Linked DNA regions of Homo sapiens: region 1 is linked to region 2. The links are chromatin loops, found by intact Hi-C in ENCODE. Cell type or tissue: dorsolateral prefrontal cortex. All regions are shown on one strand.

Evidence for each region. Peaks named below come from ENCODE experiments on the same cell type or tissue, not always from the same donor. Only the 100,000 strongest peaks of a DNase experiment are listed, where the experiment ranks them.
Region 1: a loop joins it to region 2, with 4 times the contacts of the local background. A loop is called at or near these places in 34 of 110 quality-filtered maps.

Annotation. Positions count from the first base shown.
Region 1 is chr11:83,835,949-83,838,448 of GRCh38, reverse strand. The region is part of intron 16 of DLG2 (discs large MAGUK scaffold protein 2); the gene reads left to right. Among named protein-coding and RNA genes, the nearest start is that of DLG2-AS2, 200 kb to the right of the region's middle. In dorsolateral prefrontal cortex, CTCF peaks have their summits at 1,275 and 1,476 (motif pointing left); a DNase peak (open chromatin) is centred at 1,468; H3K27ac peaks cover 2,500 bases.
Region 2 is chr11:84,383,304-84,385,803 of GRCh38, reverse strand. The region is part of intron 7 of DLG2 (discs large MAGUK scaffold protein 2); the gene reads left to right. Among named protein-coding and RNA genes, the nearest start is that of DLG2-AS2, 750 kb to the right of the region's middle. In dorsolateral prefrontal cortex, CTCF peaks have their summits at 777 and 976 (motif pointing left); DNase peaks (open chromatin) are centred at 953 and 2,023; H3K27ac peaks cover 2,183 bases.

The DNA of each region.
Region 1 (2,500 bases), 550 kb after region 2:
ACTAAACTCAGTTAAAAGCTTAGACAAGTAGTCTCATTTCACTAATCTAAACATTTGCCCTAATGATTTCTTCATCAGGTTATTTATTTTACTCATAATTTCATTATAAACATTTTTCAAACATAAGGAAAAGTTTAAAAATGTTACAATGAACATCCGTGTACTTGTCACCTAGATTCCACTATTAACATTTTCCTATACTTTCTCTATCACATACCTACCCATCTATCCAATCATCAATCTATTTTGCTTTCTGTTCCTGTTTTAAAGTAGTTGCAAAATCAGTATACCTTTCATTTTTTTGAGGAATAAATCAAATGATTCATATAAAGCATCAAGCACAATATCTAGCACAGGGACAAATGTCAGAGTCCTAATCACTCTCTTCCCTCCATCTATATGTACTATATAGAGCTTCAGTGTTGTTGGACCCACTAAGAATGTCTATACGTGTGTTTATTCTGGGGAAAGGGGGAGATTTCGACAATAACCTTTTCATGAAAATTCTGTTGGCCTCTACGTTTAAAATGTATCCCCATTTCTCTCTAATCCACCCTCTTATTTAAAAAGCAAAACAAAACAAATAACCTTGAGTAGAAAAACACAAATGTAGGAAGACTTTAGAGTTGGAAAGGAGGCAACAAACTGGCTAGGAAAGGAAGGATACTGTAGTGAGTTCCCAGGACTTTTTCTTTCTTTTCTTTTTTTTTTTTTTTTTTTTTTTTGCTTGCTATGTATTTGGACAGAGCACTGGAGAACCTGCAGCCTGGAACCGCCAATAAGTACAGACAAAAACAGCCCCAAGTAAAACCTGCTCCCTTTAGATAAATGACTGGGAAAAACAGGTAGACTAATAGAACCGGAAAACTTTTGATAATACTGACCTACTCTAGCCAAACACCAAAGAAAAAACTGTCCCCTCAACCCTGCAGTGTCAGTAGTGCTATGCCGAGAGCTAGGTTTCTGGCTCTACCAGCGGCAGCCAGGAGAGGCAACTCTAAGATGGCCTTACACTTCTTCCACTAGGCTGTTGTTGGTAGACAGAACAAGAACTGAATTTCCATCCCCACCTGGCAGCAAATAGGCAGAACAAGGGGGTACGAGGTGATGCTAGTCGATACTCCACTTTCTAGTGGGGAGCTGAACTCGTACCCTTACCCAGCAGCAACAGGCTGAAATGAGGTGGCGTTAGTTGGCATTCCATTCCCCTACTCCTAATATTGATGGGAACCAGCAAGAAGCTTAACTTCCACCCCTGCACAGTGGCAATGAAGTAGGAGAAAGAGGAAATCAGTACTAGTTGGAAAACCACTCTGCCTGCCAGGATAGTATCAGCAGGGCCCTGTGAGGAGCTGAACTCCTACCCCCATGCAAAGGTAAGGAGAATAAGGTGGTTCAAGGCAGTGCTAGTCAGCACCCCATCTTCTCTCCCCGATTGGTGTTAGTGGATCCAAGCGCGGAGCTGAACTTCTACTCCCACCTAGTGGCAATGAGGTAGAATGAGGTGAATGCTCTGTGTCTCCCTCCCTGCTGTTCTGTGATCAAGGGGGAGCTGAACTGCCATGCCCACCCAGCTGCAAGAGGACTCTATTTTACATCAAAGGAATCATTTACAAATGTAAGTCAGGTCAATTCATTTCCTCACAGGCTCCCCATTTCTATCAGAGTAAAAGTCAAAGCTTTTAAAATGATCTACAAGGCCCTGCAGGATTAATGCACCGTTGTCTCTCTGATAGTGGTAGGCAGAGTTCTAAGAGGGACCCATGATATCTACCTCCTGGTGTTACTCCCACAGTTAAGTTCTTACATAAGAAAAGGGATTTTGCAAGTAATTAAGGTTACTAATCAGTTAAGATAGGAAAATTATCTGGGTGGGCCTGGCCTAATCACATAAACCCCTAAGAAGCAAAGAGTTATTCAGCTAGTTGGAGAAGAGGAAGTCAGAGCTTCCAAATGTGAAGAGGATTCAATGTGCCATTAGTTGCTTGAAGATAGAGAGAGCCATGGGGTGAGGAATGTGGATGGCCTATAGGAGCTGAGAGAGGCCCCAGTTGATGGCCAGCAAGGAAATGGGTACCTTATTCCTTATGATGGTTAATTTCATGTATCAGCTTGACTGAGTCATTGAGTGTCCAGCTATTTGGTTAAACATTTTCCTCAGTATGTCTGTGAGGGTGTTTCTGGATGAGATGAACATGCAAATCAATAGGCTGGGTAAAGCAGATTGTTTTCCCCAAGGGGTGTGATCCTCATCTAATCCACTGAAGGCCTGAATAGAATAAAAAAGCATTGAGAGGGTGAATTTGCTGCTTCTTCCTGACTGTCTTCAAGCTGGGACATCAGCAGTCTTCATCTGCCTTCAGGCTTAGCCTCAGCCTACAACTATTTAATATATATCACTGGCTCTCCTCGGTCTCCAATTTGCCAGCCACAAATCCTGGGCCTTATCAGCCTCCACAACTACATAAGCCAATTCCTTATGATGTATGTGTATATACTA
Region 2 (2,500 bases):
TTTATCGAGCAATTACTATTTGCAAGTCTTAATTGTAGGCTCCCATTGGACTCAAGGTATATACAATCTTTTCAGTTTAATAAGTAGGCAGGTTAGGTTGATTATTTGATCAGTATCACTCAAATGTCTATTATGAGCTAGGCACTATTCCAGGCCCTGGAGATACAATGTTTACTACAACAGGGTCCTGGTTCTCTAGAATTGGAATCTACTATTAATAATTCCCCAAAGGAGGCACCACCTTATGCATACTATTTATTTGGCTGATTATGATGTGACAGTACTCTAAATATCTGTGGAAAGAAAAATAACCTTGTAGTATGTTTCAATTCAAATACTATCAAAGAGATCATGAGCTCTGGAGAAAACTACATTTCAGAGGAAGATGAATGAGTTTAATGGAAGTATGTTACATATTAGAAATCTCTAAAGCCTGAGGTCAAAGCATGAGAACAAGTTCTTTACCCTGTTCATAGAACTGAAATAATATTCATTTGGGGCTGTGACTTGTAGCAATGTATGGAAATAAAGACAAGAGTATGCCTCTTTGATTTTTTTTAAAACTCTTTAAAGAGATTAAAAAAATTTTACTGCTTTAGATGATTTAGAGATCTAAATGGGAGTGTTAGATTCGCGAATTTGTACCAGTTTAAGTGTGGAAGGGTAAATGTTACAGAAATGATTGGAGAAGTCAGTGATCAGGTTGAGCTGTGATAATTTTGAGGTCAGAGGCAAATTGGGAGTTATGCCAACAAAGAGTTTTTCTTTAAATACACATGATTTTATATCTTGTCATCTCCTTTTTCAAGAGCCTCCAAATATACATCTCAGTTTCTCCATCCAACCCCTGCACCTGGCACATGGAAACAGATGGAAGAATTCAAAATCTCAGTTAAAGTTGCCTTTGAATGTATCATGAACTCCTGTTGTGAAGTCTTGTGAATTAGAAACACAGTACCAACACTCTGCCACCTTGTGGCTTCTGGAGTCATTGCAGCACATATAGAGGAAAATCAGCACCCAGTTCCAGTTTTACTGGAACAACATGTCTTAGGTTTTTTGGGCAGATACTTTATTTAAAGGAATATGTAGGGTTCGTGAGAATGCATTTCGGAGTTATCTTTCTAATATATATATATTTAATATAGTTATCATGTCATTGGCTATAATTCATTAGCCTGCCACAAAATAATGTTTTCCAAATTGCAGTTTTAAGGATCATGAAATCTTTGAACTAAAAGGGACCTCAAAGGTTACGCAGTTCAGTATTTGAATTCCTTTTATTATCATTCTAATAGGAGGGACTGAAGTGTGAGCTTAAACATCTCTAGGGCAGCTTAATTTTGCAAAGCTTACTATCCCAACTATCTTCGACAACATTTATTTGAAGATTTATACATTTAACTAATGTTGCTTGGATAAAGCTCAAATTTTTCCATATGAACCATGAGAAATTATGTAAGAGTCTTTTAAAGTTGCATTTTCCATATTTATTAGTTCAGCACCAAGTATATAATAGGCCCTCATTAAATAATAGCCCTGTTTGGTTTTCCTATATTTAAATTTTTAAGATGTAGGCTTATAGATTATTAACGTTGAAATAGCTCTATGTTCAATGATAAAATGCTTTCAATAAATACACTTCCAGCTTTCCACATTTACTTTTGTTCTTTTTAAAAATTATTTTCTCATTGCAAAAAAAAAAAAAGCGTCATCGAGAGCTTCCTATACTAGATGCTAGAAAAAAAGACACAGTAACTGCTCTTGAAATTTTTTATCTGTTGGGAAACAATTTATTTGAGTATAAAAGTTTCAGCTGCTTGATGGAGGTATGTGAAAAGTGCAGTAGGAGCCCAATGAAAAGCATCTTGGGCTGTTAATGCATTCATTTTCTATGCTGCGTAACACATTTCCACGAACAGTCCCTTGAAACAAACCATGTTTATTATTTCACAGTTTCCTTTGGTCAAGCCCAAGCACAGCATAGCAGGACTCTCTGCTTCATTGTCTCACTGGCTGGAATCCAGGGCTGCAGTCTTACAAGAGGCTAAGCCAAGGACAGATCTAATTCCAGCTTACTTGGATTGTTAACAGAATGTATTTCCTTGTGGGGGTATGGCTGAGAGCCTCAGCTTCTTATTGGCTGTTGGCTGGAAGATGCCTTAGCTACTAGAGTCTGCCCACAGTACCCTGCCATGCAGCCCTCTCCATAGGCAGTTCACAACATGGCTGTTGCTTCTTTAAGGCCAACATGAGAGTCTCTCTCCAATCTTCTAAGAAGTGTGTCTTATATAATGTAAGGTAATCATGGGCATGATATCCCATCTTTTTTGCCATTTAATGTAACCTAATAAAGAGGGTGACATCCCATCACCTTTGCTATATTATATTATTTAGATGCCAATCACCACTTCAACTCAAGGAGAAGGTACTAGGTAAATGCATGGACAGCAGGGAACAGAGAAATAAATATTAGGCGTCATCTTAGCTTGGGGTGTGT